Linked DNA regions of Homo sapiens: region 2 is linked to region 1. Evidence: chromatin contacts called from ENCODE Hi-C or POLR2A ChIA-PET data. All regions are on one chromosome and are shown on one strand. Each heading gives the region's core, a stretch centred on a gene start or an enhancer-like site at or near the end of the contact. The rest is flanking DNA. Distances are from core to core; before and after follow the strand shown. Region 1 overlaps MKRN2 (makorin ring finger protein 2). Region 2 holds the start of RPL32 (ribosomal protein L32).

Region 1 (6,867 bases), core at 2,688-5,187:
AGCCCAGGACTGCCGAGACTCTGGCCGCCCGAAGGAGCCTGCTTTGGTACTATGGAACTTTTCTTAGGGGACACGTCCTCCTTTCACAGCTTCTAAGGTGTCCAGTGCATTGGGATGGTTTTCCAGGCAAGGCACTCGGCCAATCCGCATCTCAGCCCTCTCAGGGAGCAGTCTTCCATCATGCTGAATTTTGTCTTCCAGGAGCTGCCCCTATGGGGCGGGGCCGCAGGGCCAGCCTTGTTTCTCTAACAAACAAACAAACAAACAGCCTTGTTTCTCTAGTCACATCATGTGTATACAAGGAAGCCAGGAATACAGGTTTTCTTGATGATTTGGGTTTTAATTTTGTTTTTATTGCACCTGACAAAATACAGTTATCTGATGGTCCCTCAATTATGTTATTTTAATAAAATAAATTAAATTTAGGTGTAATGGCTGGCTGTTACCTCCTTTTAAAGTAATTCTGAGCTCACAACTTGAATGCCCCATTTGTTCACCCTCTTCAGGAGCAGAATTCAAGAACAGGAAATGTGCCCAGAGCCTAGGCTGGGAATGAATTTGTAATTTAACCTTTGTACTCTTTGTAAACCTCTACTGAAGAGTTAAGTATAAAAATTAATTAAGCAGAAAGTACTCTAAACTCAGCTAATACCTTAAGTAATACATTTTATAAACTATTTATTTATTTGGTAGGTACAGCTTTTTTAAACACAAAAATAGATTAGATAAATTCCAGCTTGGAACAAGCTAGTGCTGGTTCACAAGGTTATGCTCACCCTTCAATTAAAATCAAAATGACTACAAGACTTGCCATCAGCTCTCTTCAGGACCACTGCTGGGTCAGAATCAGAAACCTTGGGTGCCATGAAATTTTTACAAAATTTCAAATCAAAGCCAGGCTTTGCAGCTAGATAATAGATCACTTGAGTACGAACCACACATGTAAGTGCACGTATATTTGAGTTCTCAATACAATTACCCTGATGGGCAAGAACCCACAGGTGAGAGCAGAGGCTTGGTTCCCCTAGAGGGCCCTGGCTGGAGGCCCCAACACCAACCAGACGACAGGAGGGCCAGACTGCTACCCAGTACTGTACCTCCTGCTCCTTCAAGAGCCTCCCTAAGGGAGAAGAAGATCTATACTTCCACTTTGTTTGCTGCACATGTGGCAACAAGATTGCTACCCTGATTTGGGACACTTGAGAGAACTTGAAAAAAATGACCACCCTTAAAGCCCTAGAAAAAAGTTGTATGTTTGTTAACAGCTATGCTGCGCTCACTTTGCATTGTGTGTTCTTGAAAGCTCTGTATAAATCAAAATTTTGACGACACACTAAATACACTAGAGAAATACACTATAGAGGAATCCTTTTATAGGGCTGAAGACTCCTTTGGTAAGAAAAATATGCTGCATTAGGGGCAGCTGCAAGTTTACTATTTCTGGGGAAGAAAAGATCAAAGGTAAGAGCCAGGTTTGTTTTTTAAAGCAATCAATCCAAACAGTTTGGGTGTTTGTTAGTTGTTACCCCTGAGGGGCTTGAGGTGTAACTATATCAGCTATAAAAATAGCAATTCCATACATTTAATTAGGTTACTTTATATCTTTCACTCTTCCCCATGGCTGTAATAATGGAGATTGAATGAGACTAAGGCTAAGCCCAACTCCACTCAAATCCAAGTCACACGTCACCTTGGCTGCAGTACAGGGAAGCTCCGCACACCCTGGCTTGGGAAAGTTTCGGCCGATGGAGCCCAAGATGCAGGGCAACCATCTACTCTTTAGGGTTCTGATGATTCCACTCCAGAAAGGTGCATGAAGAGGTCCCCGAGCTCTGTCATGTCGACATCTTCATTGTTGGGGACATGCCGGCTTTCTCGGTTCTCGATGAAATCCCAGAGCCGCACTGAATTAAAGAACTGCAAAAACAGCCAGTGGACATGCCTGGTTACTGCTAAGAGCAACAGGAAGGCTGCGTTCCTTGATCGTTCTTTTGCCTACCCCATTTCTCTGCCAGGAACGGTACCTGGAAATGCCCACAGCTGCTAAGTGTCCCCAACTAGAGATGGCTAAAGTCCTTACCCTCACAGTGCCTTGAGAACTGAGCTGTTTCCGAGGTTTCTCAGGCTCTGCTAGCCGCCCATCGGGGTAAGCATGGCGATAAAGACATTTGCTTCCAAATGGGCAGGTCCCCTTGCCTTGCTCAAAGTATTTACAGGCTTTTTTCCTGAAAAGCAGAAAGAAAAAGTCAAGAGGCTGGTGGGAAAATGAGGGGTCCAAACTGGGCCACTGCCTGCCTCCATCCTTACCACCCTTACGCCAGAGGTAGGTCAGCCTCACATTCTAGGTGGGGCAGCTGAGGCTGGGAGAGGTTGAGTGATTTGTCTCAGGTCACACACAGCTGGGATTCTGATTTCCAAGCAGGATAGGAAGTATCCCCACTTACCTGCAGCCTTGCAAAGGATATTAACCTGCCTGGGGACTTGCTGTGTGGAGACTGCAGTGCTCCACAGGCCCTCCGGCAGCTCCAGAGCACCTCCTGGGTCACCACAGAGCTAAGCCAGGCCTGGTCACTCCTCTGGGCACTAAGCTCTGAAGCTGGGCCACTTGTCTCTGCTCAAAGTTCCCTAGGTACCCCACCAAGCCAACTCTCCCCTTCCTCCTGGCCGCAGTGCTGTCAAGGTGGCTACAGGGAAAGCAGAGGGTTTTAGCAACTGCCTAAAGCCATAGGTCTCCTTCCAGTTTTCCTGTCTCCAACCTCGGCACCAGGGAGGGCTTCTTCACGCCTTATGTGCTTTGGACCCCTTCTCTGAACAGTGTTTTTCAATGCATAAAACATGGGTCTACAGCATACAGTGACCAAACAGTTCAAAATGTTTTCCCTCTCTCTTAATTCTACCATTCTCCCCACAGACCTCTATGTTAAGAACCCTGCCCAAGGAAACTCAATCAAATGAATTCCCATTTTGCTCAAATGAACTCTGGTTTATCCAATCATAAAGGATCCCAAACTGAAGTTAAAAAAAAAAAGATACCCAAGAATCCAGAGGGCCATCTCGGAGTACAGAGGAAGGGGAAAGTCACAGAAATAAAGCCAAACAACAGAAAGGGCACGCTGCTGTCAGGGGCAGCTGGGGTGTGTGACAGCGGGAGACAAGAACAGGGAAAGGAGGCTCCTGAATCCAGTGGTTTTCCGTCTTGTCAGATGGGATGGCCGCAGGCCGGTGGTGAAGTTCTCTGAGGACGGCTTCATAGCAGCATAAAGAAAAGCCCTCTGGCCGGGTGTGGTGGCTCACACCTGTAATTCCAGCATTTTGGGAGGCCAAGGTGGGTGGATCACTTGAGGTCAGGAGTTTGAGACCAGCCTGGCCAACACAGCGAAACCCCATCTCTACTAAAAATACACAAATGAGCTGGGTGTGGTGGCTGGCACCTGTAATCCCAGCTACTCGGGAGGCTGAGGCTGAGGCAGGAGAATTGCTTGAACCCAGGAGGTGGAGGCTGCAGTGAGCCAAGATTGTGCCACTGCACTCCAGCCTGGGAGACAGAGTGAGACTTCGTCTCACTGGGGGTGGTGGCGGGGGGGTAGGGTGGGGGGAGAGAGAACAAGCTCCCTGGCCAGCTGATCTGATTTGAGCACAGGTGGCTGGAGAGCAGGTGTGTGGACGACACATCCTCCAGGCCCCTGCTTGCCTGGAGTTCTGAGCGGACTTCAAATGACCGTGAGCAGTTTGCTCTCACCAGAGCCTGCTGGACAACTCCAGAGCATCCTAGCACACTGGCTATGAACTCGATCAGGTCAAACACATTATATACTGGTCCCCCACTCTCACAAGAATATTACTCTTTTTCCTCCCCCAGGCTTATCTGGTCACCAAGGCCAAAAGCCTCCAGTTCACTCTGACTCACTCTGTGTCCTCGGCTCTCACACCCAACTGTGTTCATTCTGTTTACAAATCACTTCCCAATCTCCCCTTCCTTTGGGTTCCCACACTTGTGGAAGCCTCTGGGGCCTGCCTGCCAGGGCCACTTCCTCACTGGCCTCCCTCCCACTCCCACCAGTTTCCACCTTCAGAGCAGCACGGAGGAGCTTCCCAACCTTTTTTTTTTCTTTAAAGAGATGAGGTCTCCCTATGTCTCCCCTGGACTTAAGCAATCTGCCCTCCTCAGCCTCCCAAAGTGCTGGGATTACAGGCATAAGCCACTGCGCCTGGCCCCAACCTGTTCTTAAAGACCATGGTCACACTGGGATTCAAGTGTCCCTTAGATTCCAGTCTGTAGGTCCCACCACATCCTTCTACACACCTGTTTCAATGCCAGGAGCCACTCCCAGTGTCCCCCAGACACAAAACCTACACCCTTCTGTGCCCATGTCCTTCCATCACTTCCCCCTACAGACAGGTGCTTCCTGCTTCATGGTTCAGGCTCCCATGCTGCTTCCCCTGGCAGCCCCCGGTGGATCCAAGTGCTTTCTCTGTTGTGATAGATGGTCCCTCATGAAGAACTGGTCACCAGCAAACCTGTATCATAATTGCCCTTTTGCAGTTTCCCATGAAGTTGTCTTACTTGGCGGGGCACAGTGGCTCACACCTATAATCCTAGCACTTTGGGAAGCTGAGGTGGGTAGATCATCTGAGGCCAGGAGTTCAAGACCAGCCTGGCCAACATGGCGAAACCCCATCCCTACTAAAAAAATACAAAAATTAGCTGGGTGTCGTGGCGCACACCTGTAATCCCAGCTACTCGGGAGGCTGAGGCAGAAGAATCACTTGAACCCTGGAGGCGGAGGTTGCAGTGAGCTGAAATCATGCCACTGCCAGCCTGGGTGACAGAGCGAGACTCGAAAGAAAAAAGAAATTGTCTTACTAATCTCTACATCCCCCAGTGGTGCTTAGCTAGAAGGTACCTGACCCATAGTGAGTACTCAGTAAATGTTTGTGGATTGCAAAAAACACAGTCATTAAAGGAAAGCAAAGCAAGGAAAGATCCAAATAGCAATAACAATCTCCAGACTGCTTTTCAGCAGAGCCCCTTTCTACAGGCTGGGACCCTTTTCTACAGGCTGGGGCCCTTTTCTACAAGCTGGGACCCCTCTGCTTGCCACGCCTTGCCCTCTTGTGGACACACAGGAAGATTGTATGAGGAAAAAATGGTAAAAAAAAAAAAAAAAAAAAAATCAAGCTTTAGTAAACTAATATGCAACATAAAGGAACCATTAAAAAAGGTAATGCATAGTTTCACTTTTAGTATGACAAGTAAACGCCTGCCATACCCAACCCTCCTGCAGATAAGTCTTAACACAAATATTTCAAGAAGACCTGAAGGCACCAGAGAATGAACAAACGCAGTTAGATTCTTTGGAGGAGTAAACACAAAGAAGAATAGCAATGGCAAAGGCTAAGTTACCTTTTTTAAAAAAGGTAGCTTTTGTGGCTCACATCTGTAATCCCAGCATTTTGGGAGGCCGAGGCAGGTGGATTGCCTGAGCTCAGGAGTTCAAGACCAGCCTGGGAAACACAGTGAAACCCTGTCTCTACTAAAATACAAAAATTAGCCAGGCGTGGCGGCATGCGCCTGTAGTCCCACCTTCTTGGGAGGCTGAGGCAGAAGTGCTTGAACCTGGAAGGCGGAGGTGGCAGTGAGCTGAGACTGTGCCACTGCACTCCAGCCTGGGCTACAAAGCAAGACTCCATCTCCAAAAAAAAAAAAAAAAAAAAAAAAAGAAGTAGCTCTTATCCTGGAGCAGGCCAAAATCATAACCACATGGGGTGGCTAAAACTCCAAGGGGAAATCCAATCTTTCTGGCCTGAAGAACTAAAAGACAAGAGTTCAAGGAAATCACAGCCATTGGAAAGTGAGGAAGCAATCCCACAAAGTAAGGGGCCTGTGAAAAAGTGCTCAAAGGCTGTGTATAAACTCTGCCCAAATCTGACTAACTCCCAAACCACACAGGAATGCGACAAAGTCAGCTACGAATGCAAAACCAGAACTGAGATCTGAACTGCTACCTGGGTTTGAGTTCAAACAATTTACCTGCCTGTTAAAAACAGCAACACTTGGCCAGGCGCAGTGGCTCATGCCTGTAATCCCAGCACTTTGGGAGGCCGAGGTGGGCGGATCACCTGAGGTCAGGAGTTTGAGACCAGCCAGGCTAACATGGTGAAACCCCGTTTCTACTAAAAATACAAAAAATTGGCCAGGTGCAGTGGTGCATGCCTGTAATCCCTGCTACTCGGGAGGCTGAGGCAGGAGAATCGCTTGAACCCGAGAGGCAGAGGTTGCAGTGAGCCGAGATTGTGCCACTGCACTCCAGCCTGGGCAACAAGAGTGAAACTCCGTCTCAAAAAAAAAAAAATCATCACTTTACAGATAAACCATAACAGAATCCTAAGTCTCTCTACAATGTAATATTTACAATGTCAAGGATAAAATCTAAAATTACTAGACATACGAAGAATCAGGAAAATGTGATCCATTCTTAAAAGACAACAGAGGTCAACTTCAAGATAACAAGGATTTCAAAGTAGCTGCTACAACTATGTTCAAGGAGATGAAAAGAAAAAAAGATTGAAAAAGAATGAATATCCCCAGAGATCTATGAACAATATAAAAAAACTATCATAAACGGAAGTAGAGTCCCAGCAGGAAAAGAAAAAAACAAGACAGAAAAAAAGTTAATGAAACAATAGCTAAAATTTCGCTCATCTTGGGGAGTGACATAAGCGTAGAGAAAAACCACTCCACTCCTAGGCAAAATATCAACATGCTGACAACCAGGATAAAGAGGAACATTTGAGGCCGGGCACGGTGGCTCATGCCTGTAATCCCAGCACTTTGGGAGGCCGAGGCAGGAGGATCACTTGAGCCTA
Region 2 (6,902 bases), core at 999-3,498, 260 kb before region 1:
TATTTTTTTTTTAATATATAAATGAGGTCTTGGTTTGTTTTCCAGGCTGCTCTTGAATGCCTGGCCTCAAGCAATCCTCCTGCCTTGGCCTCCCAGAGTGCTGGGATTACAGGTGTGAGCCACCATATCCAGCCCAGCTCTAGACTTTTAGAGAAATTTTAATAGTATTTTACACCACAGTGATTCCTTTTTTTAAAAAAAATTTATGTCCCTAGCATGTACAGTAAACACTAAAGTGATTCCTAAAGAATTCTTCCCTTTTATCACTTCCAGTAGGCCTCTGTGAAACCAAATCTACCTCCGCTTACAAGAAAGATGCTGGGCTGGCCTTCTCTCAAAGTCTTTCCAAACTTTTCTTGGCATTGACTTAGACACCCTAGGAATCTAACTTGAGAAAATGTTTTCATTAAAAAAAATCTCAGGAAGTAAAACCTCCTGAATGATTACTGAGTTGACATAAATCTTATGTGTATATTCTTATCAGAAAAAAAGTATCTTCATTTTGTGGGACACCAATTCATGTATTATTATTATTTTGAGACAAAGTTTCGCTCTTGTTGCCCAGGCTGGAGTGCAATGGCGCGATCTCCACTTACTGCAACCTCCACCTCCTGAGTTCAAGTGATTCTCGTGCCTCAGCCTCCCTAGTAGCTGGAACTACAGGCATGTGCCACCACACCCAGCTAATTTTTTGTAACTTTAGTAGAGATGGGGTTTCACCATGTTGGCCAGGATGGACTCGAACTCCTGACCACAGGTGATCTGCCCACCTCAGCTTCCCAAAGTGCTGGGATTACAGGCATGAGCCACCGCGCCCAGTCGCTGGGTCTTACAGTAACTTTATGTTTAACATTTTGAGGAAATGCTATTCTTTTCCAAAGTGACTGCACCATTTCATATTTGCACTAGCACTGTACGGACATTCCCATTTCTCTGTCCTAGTGAGTGTGAAATGGTATCTCACTGCAGTTCCAGTTTGTATTTCCCTGATGGCTAATGATGTGGATCATTTCATGTGTTCATTGGCCACAGAGAAATGTCTATTTGGATTCTTTACCCATTTTTCAATTGGGTTATTTGTCTTTATAGGTTTGTTGTTGTTGAGACAGAGTCTTGCTCTGTCACTCAGGCTGGAGTGCAGTGGCATTATCACAGCTAACTGCAGTCTAGAACTGCTGGGCTCACGTGATCATCCCAGCTCAGCCTCTCGAGTAACTGGGACTACAGGCATGCGCCACCAGCCCCAGCTAATTATTTTATTTTTTGTAGAGACAGGGTCTTACTATGTTGCCTAGGCCGGTCTTGAACTCCTGGGCTCAAGCAAATCTCCCACCTCAGACTCCCAAAGTATTGGAATTATAGGTGTGAACCATAGTGCTCAGCCAATTTGCACAATAATCTTAAATACAAAAGCTAAGCAAAACAAATCAAGAGCATCTTTAAAAACTAGGCAGTCTGGGAGGCAGGGGCTGCCGTGAGCCGTGAGATGGCACCTTTGCATTCCAGCCTAGGTGACAGAGGGAGGCCCTGTCTAAAAAAAACCAAAAACCAAAAAACAAAACAAAACAAAAAACATCTAGGCAGTAGCTCGTGCCCGTAATCCCAGCTACTCAGGAGGCTGAGGCGAGAGAATCGTTTGAGCCCAGGAGTTCAAGACCAGCCTGGGCAACAGAGTGAGACCCCATTTCTAAAAAATGAACAAAGAAAAACTAGGCAGTTTCGCCCAGTGGTTAGAAGCGTGGAGTTTGGAGTCAAGTCTCCAAATTTCATCTTCCACATATGCAAAATGGAGACAATAATAGGGGTACGTTATAGAATTGTGGTAGGCATAGTGAACTCCATCGCATGTTAGCTGTTTTCGTTACTATTTACTGTCTAAATTCGGTGATGAAATTATTAGGAAGTCTCTGTCTTGTTCTCTTCTGACCACTAAGAGGCGCACTTCGGAGTAGAAGAAACGCGGGCGGAAATAGCCCAAAAGCGGATTGGCTTCGACTTCTGGCGGAAGTAAATTCCTCCCTCCACCAGGTCTTATTAGCTCAGAAAGAATTCCAAATTTCTACGTAGTCCCAAGGATAGGTAGAATACATTTCTCAGTCCTATTCCTAGTTATTATTGTCTATTAAAACATGTATACTCAGAATTTTTGCGGCATTATTTTTTGACGTGTCTTTATTTTATTTAAAAGAGCCGGAGCCGGAAGTGCTTGCCTTTTTCCCTGCTAGGACCCAGGGGTTACGACCCATCAGCCCTTGCGCGCCACCGTCCCTTCTCTCTTCCTCGGCGCTGCCTACGGAGGTGGCAGCCATCTCCTTCTCGGTAAGTGTTAATCCGTGGCAATCCGCATTCCTGCGGGATTCATCTGGCCCCGTCGCCCAGTGGTGCGGAGGCCTCCCCTTCAGCGCGGTAGTGTCTGTGGGTATTGTTATTGTCAGCTTACTGGAGCGTGTACAGGAACAGAACGAAGCCGCCGAGTTGATAGGGCTTTGCGTCCCAGAGCCTCCTGCCCTCCGCCTGTATTCAGAGCTGCGGGCTGCTTGTTTGTTCCTTGGCGGTGGAGGGTGCTAGTTGAGGCCAGACTTCGGGGTCTCCTGGGGGCCGTGGGACGACCAGGGGTGGCCCAGCTTGACAGCTTTCAGCTGGGATCTGTGGATCCCAGCGCTCACCAATGTCGGCCCACGTGTATTCGTTCATGCCATGGCCGGCTTCTTCCGCTGCAGTCTCTGGCCCGAGGGCTGCTGCTGCGGGACCGCCAAGGAAAGACGAGCTGTAGGTCGGCTGGTCCAGCTGCAGGCAGAAATTCTGGTAGTATCTCTGGGAATATGAAGATGCAACTGCCCCCACCTTGCCTTCGAGGATATCATGGGCCAGAAGGCAGAGTCGTTTTGAATACGTGGTTCATTGAGTACCCACTCTGGGCCAGTTGATGGCTGCGAAGAGAGCAGAAGGGGTGCTGCTGTAGGAAATCAATGGCTCGGAAGACCACACTGAGGAAGGTGTGAGTTGATACTGGAAGATCTCCAGGTTTGAGGCATCTTCAGAGGTATATGGTGGTTTTGTGTGTGTTGAGGGTGTGGTAGCGCAGCAGCTCCCTAGGGAATTAGAAGGTTTTATTGAACATTTACCCTGTGACAGGCACTGCAGGCATTCAGCGCGCAGTGTCATCTTCATTTTACAGGTGAGGAAAAGACTCAGGTTCAAGTAGATGGTCAAGGCCAGTACTACCGGAAGGACCATCTGGGGGTTCGGACACTGGTGGGGTGGGATTTGCTGCCCCTTGCAAATTGAGAGTGTCTTGGGGTCAGTTTTGATTTGCTCAGCTGTTGGCATTCTTTGGGCTCTGAGTGGGTGAGGTGACCCTTGACCTCCTGGGATCGCATCTGGAGAGTGCCTAGTATTCTGCCAGCTTCGGAAAGGGAGGGAAAGCAAGCCTGGCAGAGGCACCCATTCCATTCCCAGCTTGCTCCGTAGCTGGCGATTGGAAGACACTCTGCGACAGTGTTCAGTCCCTGGGCAGGAAAGCCTCCTTCCAGGATTCTTCCTCACCTGGGGCCGCTTCTTCCCCAAAAGGCATCATGGCCGCCCTCAGACCCCTTGTGAAGCCCAAGATCGTCAAAAAGAGAACCAAGAAGTTCATCCGGCACCAGTCAGACCGATATGTCAAAATTAAGGTATGTGGTCCTGGGATGGAAATGGGTGTGGGGTGAAGAAAAGAGTTTCCAACAGTTTCTGACATCACCTAGTCAGGATTATCTTTGACCGATGAACTGGCTTGTGGAAGAGCTTTCTGTAGAAATACAGGTCTCCCCCAGTGTGCCCTAGTGCTGGTACTTATGTCTCTTGATGTGTGAAGCGAAACTTTAATGAAAAGGGACATTTGGCCGTTTTGATGTGTTCAGAGGGCTTTGCATTTGTGTCCTGTATTTTGGGTTGCCTTGTGACAGCAGGATCCCTATTTTATAGACAAGAAAACTCAGGTGCTGAGAGCAGTGTCTGCAGCTGTGCTTGCCATCTCAGTATCTACACAGTCCCCTCGCATCCCATTGGTGCCTCCTCCATTGCTTGGGAGTGGCAATGGTGGGGGTGCCTTCATCCCTAGTGGCTAAAGCCACGAGCTCCTGGTTTTTCCCACCAAAAAAGTAAGGAAATAGTGAAGTCCTGTTACCAAAGGCAACTACTGTGTGGCATACTTCCTTTTCATTTGGTCCTTTTTTTCCCTCCCCAAAAGGAAGAGTTCGCACTCTGCACAGACGCTAACCCACCTGTGTATTATTTCCTTCAGCGTAACTGGCGGAAACCCAGAGGCATTGACAACAGGGTTCGTAGAAGATTCAAGGGCCAGATCTTGATGCCCAACATTGGTTATGGAAGCAACAAAAAAACAAAGCACATGCTGCCCAGTGGCTTCCGGAAGTTCCTGGTCCACAACGTCAAGGAGCTGGAAGTGCTGCTGATGTGCAACAAGTGAGTTGGGTCCCACCTCTAGTTTTCAGTGATCAGAAGTTTGCATCTGTGTGAGCACTTCTGGCAGGAACTCTACAAACTCTTGGGATGCATTTTGGCGGGGGGTGTTGTACATTCTCTGAGGGAATCAGAAGTTGTTCCTTGCAGGATTTTAGAGAATGCTTGTTGGGGAATTCAAGGTGTTTCCTTTGCTGAAGGAGGTGACTTGGTCTTCTAAGTGTAGAGACCCAAGACCAGGAAAAGACTGCTTTGTGAACACTGCAATAATAGCCACTTTCCACTACTACAATATCCTTTGGCTGTTGTTTCCAAAATGTTGCTTTCTTTATGAAGGTGTCAAGCAAAAGAGTTGAACTCTGAAATATTCGAAGAGATTTATTCTGAGCCAAATATGAGTTGACCATGGCCCGTGACACAGCCCTTGGGAGACCCTAAGAATATGTGTCCAAGGTGGGCGGGGAGCAGCTTGGTTTTACATATTTTAGGGAGACATGAGACATCAATCAAATACACATAAGGCATACATTGGTTTGGTCCAGAAAGGCGGCACTTCGAGGTTTTGGATAGATTTTCTGTTTCTCGTCGAGAATTGGTTATCACTAGAAAGGAATGTCTTGGCTACAGTAAGAGGTTGTGGAAACCAAGAGTGCCCTATTCAAGGAGGGAGTGCATTCAGATGGTTGCTGGGGGCCTTTGAATTTTATTTTTGGCTTACAAGCGGGAGAAGGTCAAACATGGACCTCAGACCTTAAGGGGCTCTTAAGTCTGTGCTGTGGTAAGGGGTATCTTCAGGGGCAGGAGGGCTCTGGAAAGTTTGCATTAGATGGAGAACAGGAGGAAACTTGGCAGGCAGAGAGTGCTTACACAAAGGTGTAGAGGTGAAAGCACATGGAGGGTTTGCAGGGCATTGGTTCCAGGTGGGTTTTATTGGTTTTTGTTTTTTAAGATGAAGTCTTGCTCTCTTGCCGGGGCTGGAGTGCAGTGGCATGACTTCGGCTCACTGCAACCTCCACCGCCCAGTTTCAGGCGTTTCTTCTGCCTCACCCTCCCAAGAGCTGGGATTACAGGCGTGCACCACCATTCCTGGCTAATTTTTGTATTTTTAGTACAGATGAGGTTTCACCATGTTGGCCAGGCTGGTTTTGAACTCATGACCTTAAGCGGTCTGCCTGCCTTAGCCTCCCAAAATGCTGGGATTACAGGCATGAGCTACTATGCCTGGCCTGGTTTGATTTTAGAGATAGACAGGCTCTGTGTTGCCCTGGCTACAGTGCAGTGGCTGTTCACAGCTGTGATCATGGCACACCGCAGCCCCAAACTCAAGGTGGGCTCAAGCTGTCTTCCTATCTCAGCCTTCCTGGTAGCTAGGACCACAGGCACACTCCACCACACCCAGCTAGTTCTAGGTGTTTTGAGTAAGTTAGACACTTGGTGAGCTTTGTGTATAAAAGACTCAGTGACCTGCTTAGATTAAAACTAGGGCAGTGGAATGAAAAATTCTCATGGGAAGTGACAGTTTATTTTCTTCACTTACTGGTAAATGAAAGCCAAAAAGCTGAATTTTCCTAAGTAAACTAGAAAGAACATGGAGTGTGTGTGACTAACTAGGATGTTTGTGTTTACGTTTACAAAGATAACTTTCACCTACAGTGGTTGTAGATACAAGTAATAAAAATGAACAAGACCAGTATTCTAACGTGGTTACCTTCCAAGATTGGAAATTTAACCAGGCGTTGAAATGCTGAAAATTTCTGTTAGAAAAGATGGGCGAAGGAATTAATGGTGGATACTGAAACCACAGTTGGCTGTATGAGTTGAACTGTAACAGGCAATACCTGTTGTATGGCCAACATGATTACTCAGTTGCAGTGCACATGTTGGCTGGTTGGCATATGCTCTGTAAGCGCAGCTTGGCAGTCTTTAAGATCCATAGAAATACTCTTTGACGTTTGATCTCTAAGTTCCATTTCTGGGCATTTGTCCTTAAGGAATGGAAAAGCAGGCAAACTAAAGCTAGTCATTGCAGCAATAACCCACTGGAAACAACTGAAAATATAATGAGAGAATTGTAGAGTGCTGGATAAAATGTTGTGGGTCCACTCAAAATGATTCGAGTGTTGTAGTGTGGAAAATGCCCAAGCCAGGGGGGACACATTTAAAATGGTGGGTACACTCTGATTGTGATTATCAAATATATAGATGGACAAGGACAGGAGGGTTTTTTGAAAAGTAAAGACAGATGAGAAGTGTAATATAACCTAAGTCTTTAAAACGTAGAAACATTTAAAAATACAATTGCTTTGAATTTGAGTGGACTCATATAAAACAAGAATTGTCTGGATTTGCTGTCTTGCTGTTAAGGCAGGGTTCTTGAAAAGAGCTGTGTGTCCACTGCCTCAATCACTCCTCACAGTCCTGCTGCTTCTCTCTTTGCTGAA

What was found. A loop is a pair of places that touch in the nucleus more often than their neighbours do. ChIA-PET counts read pairs that join two places held with the same protein, here RNA polymerase II (POLR2A). Pooled maps may share reads with other maps.
Region 2: a map of gastrocnemius medialis shows a loop between it and region 1 (2.1-fold over the local background). The contact joins the promoter of RPL32 here to the enhancer-like site in region 1. A Hi-C loop is called at or near these places in 1 of 168 maps with a recorded cell type or tissue (gastrocnemius medialis) and 1 of 50 pooled maps. POLR2A ChIA-PET finds 5 or more read pairs at or near these places in 7 of 52 experiments (K562, OCI-LY7, Panc1 and 4 more).

Annotation. Positions count from the first base shown.
Region 1 is chr3:12,577,166-12,584,032 of GRCh38, reverse strand. It overlaps MKRN2 (makorin ring finger protein 2), which reads right to left. Exons shown (of 8, transcript NM_014160.5): 7 at 2,081-2,225; 8 at 320-1,917. The coding sequence ends at 1,780. RAF1 (Raf-1 proto-oncogene, serine/threonine kinase) reads left to right here. Exons shown (of 17, transcript NM_002880.4): 17 at 1-432. Among named protein-coding and RNA genes, the nearest start is that of MKRN2, 24 kb to the right of the region's middle. Within about 2 kb of position 3,937, at least 2 of the 41 ENCODE cell types and tissues checked have a DNase peak (open chromatin) inside an H3K27ac peak, as active enhancers do.
Region 2 is chr3:12,836,911-12,843,812 of GRCh38, reverse strand. It overlaps RPL32 (ribosomal protein L32), which reads left to right and starts at 2,248. Exons shown (of 4, transcript NM_000994.4): 1 at 2,248-2,319; 2 at 3,571-3,671; 3 at 4,283-4,464. The coding sequence starts at 3,576. It overlaps SNORA7A (small nucleolar RNA, H/ACA box 7A), which reads left to right and starts at 3,363; the gene lies at 3,363-3,501. RefSeq lists enhancers at 1,670-1,919, 2,013-2,949, 2,950-3,888.